Linked DNA regions of Homo sapiens: region 1 is linked to region 2. Evidence: chromatin loops called from intact Hi-C (ENCODE). Cell type or tissue: Panc1. All regions are shown on one strand. Each heading gives the region's core, and the rest is flanking DNA. Links, peaks and the distances in the headings are about the cores only. Region 1 overlaps TIAM2 (TIAM Rac1 associated GEF 2). Region 2 overlaps TIAM2 (TIAM Rac1 associated GEF 2).

Region 1 (9,233 bases), core at 545-8,544, 170 kb before region 2:
GAGTGCAGTGGTATGATCTCAGCTCACTGCGAACTCTGCCTCCAGGGTTCGAGCAGTTCTCCTGGCTTAGCTTCCCAAGTAGTTGGGATTACAGGCACCCACCACCACATCCAGCTAAGTTTTGTGTGTGTGTGTTTTTTTTTTAGTAGAGACAGGGTTTCACCATGTTGACCAGGCTAGTCTCGAACTCTTGACCTCAGGTGATCTGCCCTCCTTGGCCTCCCAAAGTGTTGGGATTATAGGTGTGAGCCACTGAGCCCAGCCATGCTTGTTTTATTTTTGTACCACTTTTATATCCAGCCTGGTGCTTTAGTGAACACTCTTAAATGGTGGTTGACAGAATGTGTGAAGTGTTCATTGAAATTGTTTTTAAAAGTATTATAATATGATTATGAGATTGAGAGACCCTTTGCCAAATATTTGACTCTCTAAATGGACTTTATCAATAACAAAGTGCTGAAAGTTAAAATACATAAAGGTTGATCCGTTTTTTTCCGAAGCGTGGAATTGTGGCAAGGTTATTGTATTGGATATTAACAGCTCTAGATTCTGTTGTGGAATATACCTTTTACCCATTTGGCAGGTCACCTAAACATTTGAGGGAGCCAGGTGTAGTGGTGCACGCCTGTAATCCAAGCTACCCAAGAGGCTGAGGCACAAGAATTACTTGAACCCGGGAGGCAGAGGTTGCAGTGAGCCGAGATCACACCACTGCACTTCAGCCTAGGCAACAGAGTGAGACTCTGTCTCAAAAAAGAAAAGAAATTACTTGTCCCCATTTTCACAGCCTCCCTGGCCCCAGAGAACAGAAAAGTCAGAGAGGTGGAAGACTCGACGCTCCCAGCTGTGCCTCAGCTGTGGGCCAAGTCTCCACCGGGGCCAAAGGGGACACTCTTGTGGGAGGAGCAGAGGGGCCCACATCTCCCCTCTCGGCTCCCCCATGCACACTGCCTTATCTCTCCCCCTCTAGCCAGGAATCGGTTGTGTGTTTCCTCTGCCAATTTACTGTGATTGTGTATGTGCTGCTACCACCGCAGCTGCCACGGTGGGGCAGGGAGGAGGCCAACATGGTGAAACCCTGTCTATACTAAAAATACAAAAATTAGCTGGGTGTAGTGGCAGCTGCCTGTACTCCCAGCTACTCAGGAGGCTGAGGCAGGGAGAATCACCTGAACCTGGGAGATGGAGGTTGCAGTGAGCCAAGATTGACGGAGCGAGACTCCATCTCTCCCAACTCCCCCCAGAAAAGTGCATTCTGTTGAGTCTGTTGTGTGAGATGTTTTGCACTTATGTGACTTTTATCAGTGCCTTTGCTTTTTGTATTTTTAGTAGAGATGGGGTTTTGCCCTGTTGGCCAGGCTGTCCTGAACTCCTGACCTCAGGTGATCTGCCTGCCTCGGCCTCCGAAAGTACTGGGATTACAGGCATGAGCCACCGTGCCTAGCTGTGATGAGTAATTTCTGCACCAGTCCTGCTGTAGGCTACCTGCAAGACAAGATGTTTGATTGGAAGGCTGGTCAGAGTCACTTCTAGCTCCTGGTCTGTAGTCTTTCCAGAGTCTTCCTAGTGTGCCTCAGTAAGTCAGAGTAGTCAAGGCCCATACTCTGTATGTAGTAGCCAGGCTAATCCTTGGAGTTCACCCCAAATTTCCAATACCATCTTTCTGTTTTTGTTTGTTTTAGATGGAGTCTTGCTCTGTCACCCAGGCTGGAGTGCAGTGACATGATCTTGGCTCACTGCAACCCCCACCTCCTGGGTTCACGCGATTCTCCTGCCTCAGCCTCCCGAGTAGCTGGGACTTGTTACAGGCGCCCGCCACTACGCCCAGCTCATTTTTTGTACTTTTAGTAGAGACGGGGTTTCACCGTGTTAGCGAGGATGGCCTCAATCTCCTGACCTTGTGATCTGCCCGCCTCGGTCTCCCAAAGTGCTGGGATTATAGGCATGAGCCACTGCGCCCGGCCTCTTAATACCATCTTTTTTTCCAAGTCTGTTACTCTGTTATGTAACCTGGTATTTTGAGCTTAGCTGTAGGACATTTACTTACCAGGCGAATAGACTATTGCATCACCTTTAACTCCTCTTTCTTTGGTACCATTGCTTTGTAAATATAGTAGGCTCCAAAAGAAGATGTGCCCAAGATGGATTTATAGAGTGGGGAGAGGTCGCTGAGGTGGGCACACAGTCTGGAGCATCCCTCACTGCCAGAGTTTGCAGTGAGTCCCTCTCAGCTTCCCAGGCAGGCCTTCACTTACCTTAAGCCATTTGCCCCATGTGAAGAGGCAGAAGGCAGTCATGGAGTAACCCATGATGAGCCAGTGGATGGTCAGTTGCACCAGAGTAGAAGGCTTGGAGGATGGTAATGGAGGTCAGGTTGCCCAAGGCAAGGCTCTCTCCAATTAGCCTGGCAGCCTGAGGAGGGAGGAGTAGCTCATCAGCAGCTTGTCCCTCATTTCCCCTTTCACCTCCACCCTGGAGGCCTGCCTGTCTTTCCACAATAAAAATGAGGAATTCCGTCTGGAAGCAGGCCAGGCATCCTGAGTACAGGCTATGCCAGAGGGCCAGGAATCTTGGAGAGACCCTGAGAGAGTTTTTTGTTTTTGTTTTTGTTTTTTATTTTTTATTTTTGAGATGGAGTCTAGCTCTATTGCCCAGGCTGGAGTACAGTGGCACGATCTCGGCTCACTGCAACCTCCACCTCCTAGGTTAAAGCAATCCTCTTGCCTCAGCCTCCTGAGTAGCTAGGACTACAGGTGTGCACCACCATGCCTGGCTAATTTTTGTATTTTTACTAGAGACGGGGTTTCACCATGTTGGCCAGGCTGGTCTTGAACTTCTGACCTCAAGTGATCCACCCACCTTGGCCTCTCAAAGTGCTGGGATTACAGGGGTGAGCCACCTCACCTGGCACTGTGAGAATTCTTTACTTTTTTTTTTTTTTTTGAGATGGAGTTTTGCTCTTGTTGCCTAGGCTGGAGTGCAATGGTGTAATCTCGGCTCACTGCAACCTCTGCCTCCCGAGTTCAAGTGATTCTCCTGCCTCAGCCTCCTGAGGGATTGCAGGCGCCTGCCACCACGCCCAGCTAATTTTTCTATTTTTAGTAGAAATGGGGTTTCACCATGTTGGTCAGGCTGGTCTTGAACTCCCGACCTCAGGTGATCTGCCTGCCTCGGCATCCCAAAGTGCTGGCATCACAGGCGTGAGCCACTGCACCTGGCCAGATTCTTTACTTTCAAGGAATTTGAATCATTTGAAAAAGTCACTGGAGAAAAGGGTGGGTAAGGAGGAGCCACTGACTGACTAGTTCTTGGATCGAGCCGCCTGCCTCTGGGTCCTCGAGCCTCGAGGAGTAGAGGGCAGGGAGGCTCCCACGTGTAGCCCCCCGGGGTCCTGGAGGCAGTGCTGCCTGATTAGTTTTACAGATGGGAGGCCGACCCACGGCAGAGCTGGTGATCAGTGACCGAGTGCCTACCAAGTCCCTGACGTTGAGGTCAGTGGGGAACCAGATACACTCTAATGCTGCCCACACTCTAGTGGTAGGGACAAACAAGTAAAGAAGATGTTTATAATCAGGGCAGCAGAGGACATAAGTCCTGTGGCAGAGCTGCAGTAACACCCAGGGCTCAAGGCACTTTTTTTTTTCAAATCGGAGTCTCGATCGGGCATGGTGGCTCATGCCTGTAATCCTAGCACTTTGGGAGGCTGAGGTGGGTGGATCACAAGGTCAGGAGTTCGAGACCAGCCTAGCCAACATGGTGAAACCCTGTCTCTACTCAAAATACAAAAATTACCGGGTGTGGTGGCGCATGCCTGTAATCCCAAATACACAGGAGGCTGAGGTGGGAGAATCTCTTGAACCCTGGAGGCGGAGGTTGCAGTGAGCTGAGATTGTGCCATTGCACATCAGCCTGGGCGACATTTTTAGAGACTGTCTCCCCCACCTCCCCCCACCAAAAAAAAAAAAAAAGAAAAAAAAAAGACACAGTGTTACTCTGTTGCCCAGGCTGGAGTGCAGTGGCGTGATCTCGGCTCACCACAACCTCCACCTCCCGGGTTCAAGCGATTCTCCTGCCTCAGCCTCCTGAGTAGCTGGGATTACAAGTGCCCACCACCACACCCAGCTAATTTTTTTGTATTTTTAGTAGAGATGAGGTTTCACCATGTTGGCCAGGCTGGCCTCAAACTCTTGACCTCAAGTGATCCACTTGCCTTGGCCTCCCAAAGTGTTGGGATTACAGGCATGAGCCACTGTGCCCGGCCAATTTTTGTATTTTTTGTGGAGAAAGGGTCTTGCCATGTTGCTCAGGCTGGTCTACTAGGATTACAGGTGTAAGCCACTGCGGCTGGTCTGCTACTGGCTTTTTGATCGTACTTTGAGAAACTGCCCTAAATAAAGTAAGACTTGCGCTTGTAGGGCATTCAGTGTGTGGAGGGTGTGGGGGAGTGGAGTCAAGGTCTCTCTTCCCGTCTCTTTTCCCTGCATGATGCCCCTTTGCATAGGCTTGCATAGGATTGTGAGGATCTAACCATGTTAGTTAACTTGCCAGAGATGGGCAAGAGATTTGTAGGCCAGTCACATATAAATGCAGCACAGGTTTTCTTATTTCAGGGTGATCCATGGTTTGACAGGAACCATTTTTCTTTTTCTTTCTTTCTTTCTTTTTTTTTTTTTGAGAGGGAGTCTCGCTCTGTCGCCCAGGCTGGAGTACAGTGGCACAATCTCGGCTCACTGCAAGCTCCGCCTCCCGGGTTCACGCCATTCTTAAGGAAATTTTTAAGGAAAACATCTGGTTTCTAAAGAAGAGGTTTGTTGAATATATTAGTTATAAGCATACTGACAGTGAAAACGATTAGGTAAAATGTCAGGTTACTTAAAAACATCATTTTGTAATGAATATTAGTGAGAAAGCATTTCTGTCTCTTCAATAAAGGCCATTTCCTGAGGGATACCAACAGGCAGGACTTTGCTTAGTTCTATTTCAGTTTACCATGTAATTGGAATTTTAAAATGACCTGTCTTAAAAAATCTGGGGATGTCACTAAGTCAGACTGTCATCAGTTTCACCCTGGCCATTAGTCTAAACGTGTGAGGAAATTGAGCCCGTCGGATGGTTGCCATTGCAGGAGTCTTGGTGTGTGTCGAGAAGAGAATGTCACTGCAGCGTGGCATTTTCTGAAAAGCTGTCTGTCACTGAAGCTAAATTTTGATAGCTTGATAAATCACATTAGAAAATTCACTAAGGCGTGGAGTGTACAGAGTTGGCAGCCAACAGTTGGAATTTTCGGCAAACCAACAAGTGGGTTGTTCCGAAATATGTGGACACGTACATATGTAATTGTCGACCTTAAATAATACATCATATGGCTTTTTCCATTGTCTAAAGGAAAATCTCTAAACATTTATAGAGTGCATTGAAAATTCTTGAATAATTTCAAGATATAAAAGTACATTTATATTTCTGTGTGTGATAGATGATAATATGACACACTTGAAAACTGTGTTTGTTGTAATTTCTCATTTGGCATTCTTAAAATTTGCTAAAATAGCATGACACTGAGATGTGGCTTACAGTTAGTGGTTAGTCCGGATAGTGCCTCTTATGTATATATTACGCAGAAAGTCAGCAAAATCACCTGTGCACATGACGAACATATACCTCAAACCTCAAGAAATATAAGGCACAGAGAAATCAATTGCCTCAGGCTAGGGGTGAAACACAGTCACTTTCCTACTCATTTCCAGGTCTCTGAACCAGGTTTTCCTGGAAGGAGCTGTCTCCATTTAGTAATATTGCCAAGTTTTGTCTCTTTGGTACTCACTGGTGGTCACTGATAGTCTAAGGGACCTTCCTTTTCTGGAAATAATTTTTTTTTTTTTAACCTGCTCCTTGCAGAGCAGGGCTACCCCGCAGGCAGTGTGCCCAGAGAAGCTGGAAGTAAATTTCTCAGCATCACTCAGTTCTTCTGAGGCTCAGTGTCTGGAATGTACGTATATTCCACTCTCTTGAATTATTCCTTGAAACTCAAACTTTTATTTGACCCTTTTGGATGTGGATGTTTGTATTGTGAGAAAAGAAAAATGCGCTGACTGTACTGTAGCAGTGTTTGGAAACCTTACTGTGATGTGTTTGTGTTTTCAGTGGGTGAATCTGTAGTTAGGTTCAGTGTTTTGGGGCAGTTGCTTAGCATGTACTGCCTTGGAGTTGTAGGATTGAAATAGGAGAGGAAGAGCATAATGGAAAGCACATTAGGTATTGTTCCAGAACAGAGGTTCTCAAACTTCAGGGCATCAGAATCACCTGGAGGGCTTGCTAACGCATAAATCTCTGGGTCCTGTCCTCTGTTTCTGACTCAGAAGATCTTTTTTTTTTTTTTTTTTTTTTTTTTTTGAGGCAGGGTCTCGCTCTGTCACCGAGGCTGGAGTGTAGTGGTACAATCTTGGCTCACTGCAGCCTCCACCTCCAGGGTTCGGGCGATTCTTGCACCTCAGCCTTCTGAGTAGCTGAGACTACAGCCGTGAGCCACCATGCCTGGCTAGGTTTTGTATTTTTAGTAGAGATAGAGCTTCACCATGTTGCCCAGTCTGGTCTTGAACTCCTGAACTCAGGTGGTCTGCCTGGCTTGGCCTCCCAAAGTTCTAGGATTACAGGTGTGAGCCACCATGCCTGGCCCTGACTCAGAAGATCTGAGTTCGGCCTGATAATTTGCATCTCTATGATGTTTCTAGGTGATGCTGCCACTGTGGCTGATCTGGGGCCGCATTTGGAGAGACTGTGTTCTGGAGGCTCAGTGTTGGTCTATACTGAGTGGAGATGTGGATCCGTAGACGTCATTCAGCTTCTCAGGGTCTGGGTTTGTATATACCTCTTGGTCCAGGCAGTATTAGTGATTTTCTTGAAAATCAGAGGAATCCTTTGTTCCAAACTACGACTTACGTGAAACCAAGACCCAAATATATAATATACAAAAGGGATGAAATGGAAATTATATTAATTACGCAGTTGTAAGGGACAGAAGGCCCCTTGGGCCCCTCTGAAGGACCTAATACAGTTGTGAATCCAGTGGAAGAGAGGATTTCTAAGGTCCCTCGCACCCATAGCTTTCTCTGATTCTGTATACTCTTTTTTTTTTCTCTTTTTCCAGGCTGAGTCTCACTCTGTCACCCAGGCTGGAATGCAGTGGTGCAATCTCGGCTCACTGCAACCTCCACCTCCTGGGTTCAAGTCATTCTCGTGTCTCGGTCTCCTGAGTAGCTGGGACTACAGGCGCCCGCCACCACACCTGGCTAATTTTTGTATTTTTAGTAGAGATGGGGTTTTGGTCTTGAATTCCTGGCCTCAAGTGATTTGTGTGCCTCAGCCTCCCGAAGTCCTAGCACTACAGGCGTGAGCCACCACGGCTGGCCAGATTCTGTATACTCTTGAAACTGTAGACTGTTAGAGAGTGGAAAGAATCTAAGCGGAAGACTTATGACTTTGAGGTTGTGCCTTTTGATATAAGAAGCTATGTTTAGGATATATAAATAGGTAGGCAATAAATTAGCTTGAGATTTTCATGGTAGCAACAGCTCATAAAAGATCCACAGCTCATTTCTAGTAGAACTGGGGAAATTCTAGTAAGAAAAGAAATGGGGTAAAGGGTTTGGGTAACACTGATGTGGCTGTGATCTTTGTGTGCAGCTGGTATGTGTAATTGAATTGAAATAATTTAACCCATTTTAATTTTCATTTATTTATTTTTTTGAGATGGAGTTTCGCTCTTGTTGCCCAGGCTGGAGTGCAATGGCACGATCTCGGCTCACTGCAGCCTGTGCCTCCTGGGTTCAACCCATTCTCCTGCCTCAGCCTCCCGAGTAGCTGGGATTACAGGCATGCGCCACCATGCCCGGCTAATTTTCTATTTTTAGTAGAGACGGGGTTTCTCCATGTTGGTCAGGCTGGTACCTCCCAACCTCAGGTGATCCGCCCGCCTCGGCCTCCCAAAGTGCTGGGATTACAGGCATGAGCCACTGCGCCCAGCTTACAAAAATTAAATTTAGGCCAGGCGCGGTGGCTCATGTTGGCCAGGCCGGTCTCGACCTCCTGACCTCAGGTGATCCGCCCGCCTCGGCCTCCCAAAGTGCTGGGCCTGATGGTGAAACCTGTCTCTACTAAAAATACAAAAATTAGCCAAATGTGGTGTCATGCGCCTGTAATCCTAGCTACTCGGGAGGCTGAGGCAGGAGAATCGCTTGAACCCGGGAGGCGGAGGTTGTGGTGAGCTGAGATCGAGCCATTGCACTCCAGCCTTGGTGACAAGAGTGAAACTCTGTCTCAAAAAAAAAAAAAATTAAATTTAGGAGCTGTTCTTTTCAGTCCTTGGTAATGTTGAGTGAGTCCTCTGTAACATGGAATGACCAAAACCAAAACCAAAACCAAGCCAAACCAAAGGGATTCTTAGGATATTTCAGGCGGTTATGCAATTTGTAAGACTCTAGGGGTCTTTACAACTCCTCACTTTCAGGAGTGGAGGGGTAGTTATGGAATTGACACTGGTTAGGAGACCTTTTGGACAGGCGATCATTTAATCTGTGCTTATCTTTTGAATTAGAAAATTTCTCCCTTGGACCTGACCTACATAGCTGCTGCCTTCCATGAGTTTGTTTCCATTTATAATCCTAATGAACAGTATTGAGATCCTGTGGCTTCTCAATTTTCATATCATAGCAAAATAACTGAGTGTGAGATATTTATTTTGAAAAACTTAGACGATCACTTCAGTCAGTCTTAGTTCTGAACAATGAAACAGCTTGTCTCAATGCACACTTCCTTCGGTCATATTGATCTATTTTTCTCCTCAGAGTGTCTGACAATGGTTTGCCCTGTGACTGGTATATAATTTAAACATGTGCTAAGCATAATTTTAGTTCCTTTGGGATCACCCTCAGTTTTTATACCTCATCTGGCTCTCACAATTCCATTTAATTACAGCTATTTTGATATTTGGCCAAGTCACTAAAACCAGTCAACTCTCTTATGGGGAGACAGTAAACTTTTGATCAGCATATCACTGGAAGTGAAATTCTTCTGCAAACAGACACTTTTTCAGGAATTATTCTTGTAAATGCAGAGAGGCGTTGGCAGTCTTTTGATACTTTTGGAGGGGTTTTGGTGGGTGCCAGATGGTGCGTAGCTACTGTATGCTTGGAAAATGTTAACGAGAGGCTCAGCTTTTCTGAGTGTGTGTTTTGGCT
Region 2 (9,233 bases), core at 423-8,422:
CCTATTAACAGAGTTTATGTTGGACTTTGAAAATAAATTTTGCTGATGTAGCCACTTACAGTGAGAATTTAAGCTTAGTGCTTAAGATGGGCTCAAATCAACAGGTCCCATCGATGCTCTAAGGAGTGAGAAGAAACTATGATTTCTGCATTTGTTTTACTCCTATTTGTTTTAGCTAAGCATTACTTGTGATGTAGGGATACTGAAGAAATTCCTTTCATTTATAGGACAATTTTAATGCAGCCTCTGTAATTTCTGTGCTATCGTACCCAGATAACTAGATTCAGATAGAATGGCAGATAGAACTAAGGGTGTAATTTGTTTTTTTATATCTCTGGGACTTAAAATTCTGCCTGAGCTGGCTAAATAATTAATATTTCATTTTGCTACTTTTCATCTGCTAATCATTCTTGGAGAATACTTGTAACCTGCACAAACCTATTTTTATACAATAAGTACATTACGCCCATTTCTATAACACAGAAAGGCTGTTGTGAGGGAGGGGCCGTGTGCATTTTAAACTATTTCACTCTAATTGATGCATCATATAACAGCCCAACAGTGAGTCACCCTAATTCAAAATCTGTTAAGTCTGGAATAAAGCCAGTCTTACTTGAACATTTTTTTAGAGGACACTTTGGCTTGCCAAAAATGAAAGCTTTTCATAACGAACGTCTGGATGAGTAATAGTGAGTCTTACACGGCCTTTGAAGGGAGGTGTTTGTCATGGAGATTGTGACAACAAAGTCCCCACTAAGGCTCAGATGGCGGCAACCCCAGAAGCTTCATTGCAGAAATTGTGACAGCCCCTGGGCCTTGGCCCCTTCTTCTGGAAAATTGGCTTGGGGTATTCCAACTTTCTGTGGCAGTGAGTGAATGCAGTATTGTCATCTTAGTCATGAGCTGTAAACTGAAAAAAAAACCTAAAAAACCCCAAAAAACCCCAAAACCAAAACAAACCCCCTAATATTGTTTTCTTAAATGGAAAATATGAATGAAACAGCTTACTCTTCACCACAGTATGGTAATCTGTTTAGAGAGAATATTAATACACAACCCTACATAGCATATATATATGCATACAGCTAGCGAGCTAGCTAGATCCATCTTTGTTTTTCTTTCATATCAACCGATGTGTGGGCCTCAGTCCAAGAAGGAAATAAACACTTTCTCTTCTATGACATTTTACTGTTGTTAAGAAAACTGGGAGCGTGCAACTCCCTTTTGTGTTTTCTCCTCATCTCCCTTGCAAATAGACTTTCCTTTTATCAGCCACTGTGGTGGTTTGGGCCCATTTGTGACAGCCAGATTGTGATTTTGCTACTCACTTCCCTTCAGTGATCCAAGTAGTAATTACAAGCCATTTGATCCAAAAGCATCTGCTGTGAGAACACACGGAGTTTCAATTTTTTCTCCTTGCTGCATACTGAGCATAAGTAATTTGACATGTGGTTTCAGGACCATTGATGTAATAATAATAATAATAAATACTTCTGTGGAATGCCCTCCAAGGAGAGCTAAAGTGATTTGCAGACGTTCACTAGTCAGTCTGGAGTGACTGTGGCTGCAGCCCAGTGATGTTCCCGTGTCGTGATGGCCAGTTGGAGCTGACTGCAAGGTGATCTGAGCAGCAGTGGCCAGAACAGTGGCCCAGGGCTTTGGAACAAAGGATGATTCTCAGGAAGTTCTTTATAGTGGCCATCGCTGAAATGCAGTAGCTACTCCCAGTACAGTATAATGCCCTGATCCAGCCTCAGCTTCCAAAAAAAATCTTTACAATTTATGTCTTTCAAATGCAATTCCTCCCATCAGTCTCCTAACCACCCCACGAGGCTGGCGTTTTTAACCTCTTTTGAAGGTGAAGGAACAGAAGTGCAGAGGCACTAGATAACAGCCCCTAACAAGGCTGAGATTTGACCTGGATTGCCTTGCTATTATTGTATTTTTTCTGTCTCCATTTGCATTCTCAGGACCAGGAAACCTTGAAGAGGCTAGTTGGAAATATATATATATATATATATATATATATATATATATATATATATATTTTTTTTTTTTTTTTTTTTTTTTTTCTTTGATGGGAGGAAGTAGAGTAGGAGGCGTGGTAGGTGCGTAACAGTCCTGGCAAAGGTAGCCAACCGTGGAATTCTGGGTGGTTAAAAAGGTTAATTTAACATAGCAGCATCTTTGACATGGGTAACCTGGAAAAAGAGTTTTCCAGATGGCTCCATTTTTAATGCTTATTTTTAGGATTCTCTCTTCTTTTTATGAAAAGAATATTGGAGAATATTTCATCTGGCTTCCTGAAACTAAAGCATGTGTATTTTCAACTTGGATAGCATTGACCTTCCTTCAGAGAATTAATCCAACTTTCCCTCCAAATGGGCAAAGCTTACAACAACCTAAGAGATCTGTAAGCACCAAGTAGCTTTTTCTTTTTCTAGTTTTAATAAATTAATTTTAAATTCTTGGTGCTTCCTTTGAATAACCAGGTTTTACTTTTCTTGAACTGTATACATTTGTGAGGGTTGTGTGTGTGTGTGTGTGTGTGTGTGTGTGTGTCTGTCTGTCTGTCTGCCTAACACACACCAAAAATTACATTTAACTTTTCATTGAGGGACTCTCTTGAGAGGGTCTTACTCTTTGATGGCCTTGGCTTTGATAGGCGTCTTCTCTTCTATGGTTCACTAGATCTTGGGTCAACAGTGTAGACTCAGAAAACCATTGCTCAGAGCAGTTGTAGCACAGCACCTTGTTTAATGGATTTTAATAGGATTATTTCTTTTGTCCTTCCATCCTTCCATCTATCTGCACACTTTTCTCTTGTCCAGAACTTATTCTCCTTCAATAATCTGTTAATTTTTCTTCTCGAAGCTTCCAGAGAGCATTAAGAACTTGACACTATGTCAACAGATTTGAGTAAGATACTGAAAACGGACAGCGTTTACCCTTCTGCCTGTAATATGACTGTGAATTTCTAGTTGTATCCAGCTCAGCACTGAAGTTTTGGGTGTGTCCTGGGTGTGGGACGCACTGTGTTAATGGCTGAGGGAGAATGAGGATGCAGAAGACAAAGCCTCTGCTGGTATTCATCTTCTCCTGGTGCGGGACTTAGAAGTGACTCTCCTGTGAGCTGGGCTTTGCCAAATGCTGTACCAGGGACATAGGAGAGTAAACTCATCTAAGTGAGAGGACTTGAGGGCAGAGAAAGGAGAGATAGGAGAGAATTCATAAGACAGGGGCATTTTAAACCAGGTTGGAGGGTATATATGGTTTCAGCACTGACTCTACTTGTAAGGACGGTACAGCAGAGAGAGGAGATGGAAGTGAGCACCGGTGTGGAGCAGGAGCATGCCACTCCCTTCTGGGGAATGTTCCCTGAGCCATTCTGTTCAATGGGAACATGGTGTGTGGCTTAGAATAATGGAAAGTAATCAGGAGATTTGGGTTGCACCCATTTTATATAAAGGGAGTTAACTGCCAGGCGGGCATTCTGTGTAGTATAGTGGTGGTGTGAACCAGCTCATCCCAGACTTCCACCCTTCAGATCCCCGGAGTACCATAGGCACTAGTTGTGTAAACTTGGGCAAGTTTCTAGAATTTCCTGAGCCATATTTTTCTTGCCTTTTCCATAGGAAGTGATGATGGTGCCTTCCTGAGAGGGCTGGCTGTGAGTGGTGAGTGAACTGATGGCACATCAGGAGCTTGTTTCATTTGGTCTCACGAGATGCAGTCTTTTTTTTTTTTTGAGATGGAGCCTCCCTCTGTCGCCCAGGCTGGAGTGCAGTGGCACGATCTTGGCTCACTGCAACCTCTGCCTCCCAGGTTCAAGCTGTTCTCCTGCCTCAGCCTCCTGAGTAGCTGGGGCTACAGACGCGTGCCACCATGCCCGGATAATTTTTATTTTTAGTAGAGATAGGGTTTTACCATGTTGGCCAGGCTGGTCTTGAACTCATGACCTTAGGTGATCCACTGGCCTCGGCCTCCCAAAGTGCTGGAATTACAGACGTGAGCCATGGCGCCCGGCCAAGTGATACAGTCTTTCTCTGATTGTCAGTAACGGTGAGAACAAGAGGGTGTGAAGGCACAGTGTTAATTTGTACTGCTCATGTTCCTCCCACACCTGTTTATCCATAATTACGTTCTTCCTGATCTCCAAAAGTGCAGCAGTAAATTAATTGCTCTGTCACCCTCAGTGGGAGCCTGTGACTTCCTCCGGGCCTTGTTCTTTGTGATGTTTCTTACTCCACAGTGACCTCTGCTGGGTTTTAGTTTGCTTCTCAACAAGCCTGGTTTCAGAGGTGGGGCCTGCACCTTTAAGGCAGCATCTGTTTGTTGCTAAGCACCGGGTTGAAATCACTGCCCAGATGAAAAGTACCCGAGAGAATGAACCAGGGAAAAAAATGTGCCTGTGTAAGACAAGAGCCTTTAGCAGAGAGTGTCCGGGCTGGTTCCTGGCATCCCTGGCTCCTTGCATCTGGTCCTGTCTTTTCCTTTGGCATTGGCACGTGTGGGGATGTGCATTCTGGCTGTGATCATCCTTCCAGAAAAATGTACTGAAAGCGACAGATCCAAGACAAATCCAGAAATGTCACTTCAAAATTGAGCACCATGTTTTCAAAAAGATGGCACAGAGAGACAGATTTTTCCCTTGCTTTCTTCTTTTAAATTTCTTTACGATGTCTCTTCTAGTTTTTAAATCCTGCATAGGAGGATCTTTTACTTTGTATTTAAAAATGCATGGAATTCAAAGTAAAATCACCCATTAATGATAACTTTAAAGTATGATGAATGATATATAATAATGTGATAGTATTGAATCTACAGGTGACATTTTCTGGTATGTAAGGTGTTTCACATAAGTGACCTCTTTTGCTCACAAAAACTTAAGTAACAAGTAATTTTTTCAATATGAATTATATTAATAATATCCTCTTTTACAAAACAGGAGCTGAATCGTACGTAGCAAGGTAAATCTTGTCCTAGGCCACACTTTGCTGGTAGAGTCTGTGACTTTTGATTTCGAAGCCCCAAATCTTTTCTTTACTGCTATGTGAATATAAGAACCTACCCAGAGAGAAACATGTCTACATCGCTTAAGAAATGTATGCTATTTTTGTTATGAATTACAAAAGGACGTATTAGCATGAAGTCAGCAATTGTTGTGATGATGTAGTTGGCACACTACACTTTTTTGGGAAAGGCTTCCTGAAGGTGGTATTCTTTGAGATGATTTTCCAACAGTGTCTATGTGTGAGATAGCTGAAGGATAGAGAAAAGATTTCCCAGGACTATGGGTTAATTTTAAGGAACAAATAGATTTCTGTCAGTGATGAGTCAGGCTAAAATTAAAAAGAAGAAACAAAGACAAAAACACAGATAGTCTTAGAAGAGAAAGCTTGTGCTGGATTAAGTGCAGTTCAGAGTCAGGATGGCAGGCAGATGTCAGTGACCATGGACAAGGTGTGTCTGGAATTCAGTGGGAGGTCAGAGAGGGATTATGGCTGAGATGCAGGCTTCACAGTGGCCCTTCTCAACCATGATCCCAGAGCAGTAAGCGTGGATACTCAGCAGCCCTTACATGGATTGCGGTGTTCTTTTTTTATTTTTTGAGACAGACTCTTACTCTGTTGCCCAGGCTGGAGTGCAGTGGCATGATCTTGGCTCACTGCAACCTCTGCCTCCCAGGTTCAAGCGATTCTTCTGCCTCAGCTTCCCAAGTAGCTGGGACTACAGGCGCACGTCAGCACACCTGGCTAATTTTTGTATTTTTAGTAGAGACGCTGTTTCACCATGTTGGCCAGGCTGGTCTCGAACTCCTGACCTCAGGTGATCCACCCGCCTTGGCCTCCCAAAGTGCTGGGATTACAGGCGTGAGCCACCGTTCCCAGCCGGATTGTGGTGTTCTAACTTGGCATAAGCGGTCAATTGACACAGTGGAAAGAACACAGGACAGGCAGTCACTAACTTTCACTCTGCTTCCCATGGCTGCAGTTTCATCTGATAAAATGAGTGAGGAAACGTTGTCAGCCTCAGAGGGCTGTGAGAAGCCAGTGATGTGAAGCGTGTGAGCGTTTACTCTAAATACTCCGTAAATGAACAGGACATTTGGCCGGTGGTTTCCTTCATTTGTTAATCAAATTTGTCTGCATTTTCTTTTGGCATCTACAAACAGGTCGATGAACTTCTGCATATATATGGTTCAACAGTAGACGGTGTTCCCCGAGACAATGCATGGGAAATCCAGACTTATGTCCACTTTCAGGACAATCACGGAGTTACTGTAGGGATCAAGCCAGAGCACAGAGTAGAAGATATTTTGACTTTGGCATGCAAGGTAACGGATTTTGCTGCAGAAATATATTTCTGAATAGAAATAATCATTAATGTTGCAATCTTATGCCTTCTAAATTCATGTGATATTCAAGGGCCCAGTTTCCATGCCAGGGAACATATTAGCATATTTATTAGTTAATATATTTATTAGCATATTCATTAATTTGCATTCTATTCCTTGATCTCTTTAGAAGAATGAGTTATTAGGTCATGATCCCACACTTCCATGAAGAACCTGAGCTAATCTACTGAAATTCTATGTATACTTTGATATCTAGAATAATTATGAAATCCGTTGCTATTTAAGTTACTTAGAGATGGTGTGTTATAAGAAGGCGGCATAAACTTTGAGGTAATTTAATTTAATCCTAAATAGTTTTATCGGATTTCTCCAGATTAAACACGAAACTTGATATATTCACAGTTGCTTTATGGAGATTAATATAAGATGATGTTTTATTCATTTTTCAAACTGGGTTTCATTCCTGATCTGAGAAGGGAGTTTATGGTAAGTCTTAAAGAGAGCCCTCTGAGAGAGAATATATTCAGCAACATCAGATCAGAAGCTTTTAGACCACCAGGTGGTGCAGTAGAGCTTAAATAGTTTTAAGTTTCCAGAGAAAATACAATCAACTATGTTGAAATGGTGAAAAAGGCATATAGAGTTTGGCAACACTTAATCATGTGCACTTAATAAATGTGAAAAATGTTTAATTTTAGTCCCCCTTTTTCACTTTGACTTGAAACATTAGGATTCTCTACATTTATATGTAGTTTATATCCTTAGGAACTTAATTTCCTTTTGCTCCCATATGTAACGTTTTTATTCAGAAAACCAACAATGTTCTATACCAATGATATCCTCCATTAAACTGATAATTTTCTGAGTAATAAAGGGTATCAGAAGTAGTGGGTCAGCTGGGAGCAGTGGCTCATGCCTGTAATCCCAGCACTTGGGGAGGCCGAGGAGGTCAGGAGATCGAGACCATCCTGGCTAACACGGTGAAACCCCGTCTCTACTAAAAATACAAAAAATTAGCTGGGTGTGGTGGCGGGCGCCTGTAGTCCCAGCTACTCGGGAGGCAGAGGCAGGAGAATGGCGTCAACCTGGGAGGTGGAGCTTGCCTTAAGCCGAGATGGCTCCACTGCACCCCAGCCTGGGCGACAGAGCAAGACTCCGTCTCAAATTAAAAAAAAAAAAAAAAAAAAAAAGATGTAGTGGGTCAATTTGACCCAGTTAGAGCATAGGCCTGAGATAAATTTCTCACTGTTGAAAATATGCATGCGAGAGAAAATATGAGTGTGTGTGCGTACACATTTTCGTTTTGAAAGTTTTTGGAGTAGGACATTCTTAAGTCTGTAGATTTGTTAACATTTTACAAATTTCTGTACTTTAGTAATGAGAAACAAGGTTAGGCTTAACCTAACTAAAGAGATGGCATTTGCTGAGCTGATAAGATTTATTTTACTGTCAGATATGTTCTACCGTAATCTCTTAAAAATGCATCTCTTGCCTTTAATCATAAGCAATATTGTTCAGCGAAAACCTTCTTAAAAATAATTGTCCTCCTTTACTTTTTTGCATACAAGTATTTATTTATTTATTTATTTATTTGAGTTGGAGTCTTGCTGTTATCACCCAGACTGGAGTGCAGTGGTGCTACCTCAGCTCACTGCAACCTCCACCTCCTGGGTTCAATCGATTCTCCTGCCTCAGCCTCCCGAGTAGCTAGTATTATAGGTGTGTGCCACTACACCTGGCTAATTTTTGTATTTTTACTATAGTCGATGTTTTGCTGTATTGGCTAGGCTGGTCTCCAACTCCTGACCTCAAGTGATCCACCCGCCTTGGCCTCCCAAAGTGCTGGGATTACAGGTGTGAGCCGCTGCCCCTGGCCTGCATACAAGTATTTAAATTCGAGCTCTTATATAGGTTTAAATTCAGCAAATTATATGCAGTATTCTTTTAGAGATTTCTACTTTGATTTTTAATAAGCCTGCTAACCAATGATGGATTTAGAAAGAGCATTTAAAATCTGAATAACTGTCTTTTTCTTTATAGATGAGGCAGTTGGAACCCAGCCATTATGGCCTACAGCTTCGAAAATTAGTAGATGACAATGTTGAGTATTGCATCCCTGCACCATATGAATATATGCAACAACAGGTAAGTGTGCACTAGCTTTAGGAAGGGAAACTGAACCACATCTATGGCCCTTTGATTTTGAAAAATGTCATTTTTGGGGAAAATTCTGTTTAAATTTGGCGTCTAGTTTGGAAACAGTCTCTATATAAACGGTATCTTAACAGCTTTCTTGTTTTATGAAAAATAGTGTCAAAGTAATTTTTTGAGGTATCATAACATGAGATCCTCTGATTTTGTTGTTTTCACCTTTTGCAGGTTTATGATGAAATAGAAGTCTTTCCACTAAATGTTTATGACGTGCAGCTCACGAAGACTGGGAGTGTGTGTGACTTTGGTGAGTGTAAGGAATGCCCCTTTCAGGGAATTGTGTTGTTCATCTTTGCCTACTTTGCCCCAGCATCTTTGGACTTAATTTTTTCCCCTTACATTCACATTTTCAGAATATATGACAGTAGTTTCTGAACTTCCTTTCTCTTCCTTCATTTCTATTTATTGATATTAGCAGGTGACACAGATAGGTATTAGTATTAGAGGGAAATGCCAAAGTAATTAAATGGAATGAATATAAAATTGATGGGAATTTGAAAATATAGATTAATAACACAATGAATGTACTGTGTGCTGGTGCTGCTCTGAGCAGACCAACTCATGATTCATATGACAGTTGCTTTCATCTCTAGTGTCTTTGCTCTTAGTTTTCTCTTCCCACCTGGAATGCTCCCCTTCTTTCCTCTTTCTTCCCCCATCCCTC

Evidence for each region. Hi-C counts contacts between places; a loop is a spot of excess contacts. Peaks named below come from ENCODE experiments on the same cell type or tissue, not always from the same donor. Only the 100,000 strongest peaks of a DNase experiment are listed, where the experiment ranks them.
Region 1: it touches region 2 in a loop (4-fold over the local background); 14 of 110 quality-filtered maps call a loop at or near these places.

What each region holds. Positions count from the first base shown.
Region 1 is chr6:155,002,730-155,011,962 of GRCh38, forward strand. The region is part of intron 1 of TIAM2 (TIAM Rac1 associated GEF 2); the gene reads left to right. It also overlaps the pseudogene LOC100421330. Among named protein-coding and RNA genes, the nearest start is that of TIAM2, 12 kb to the left of the region's middle. In Panc1, for the core only: no CTCF peak of the experiment used is centred there; no DNase peak of the experiment used is centred there; H3K4me3 peaks cover 216 bases; H3K27ac peaks cover 602 bases.
Region 2 is chr6:155,170,641-155,179,873 of GRCh38, forward strand. TIAM2 (TIAM Rac1 associated GEF 2) reads left to right here. Exons shown (of 27, transcript NM_012454.4): 10 at 6,176-6,337; 11 at 8,399-8,503; 12 at 8,738-8,816. Among named protein-coding and RNA genes, the nearest start is that of CLDN20, 89 kb to the right of the region's middle. RefSeq lists enhancers at 607-666, 707-1,126, 1,157-1,216, 4,339-4,398 and silencers at 5,892-6,021, 7,374-7,576. In Panc1, for the core only: CTCF peaks have their summits at 4,276 (motif pointing left), 4,482 and 6,908 (motif pointing right); DNase peaks (open chromatin) are centred at 659 and 4,231; H3K4me3 peaks cover 1,252 bases; H3K27ac peaks cover 7,723 bases.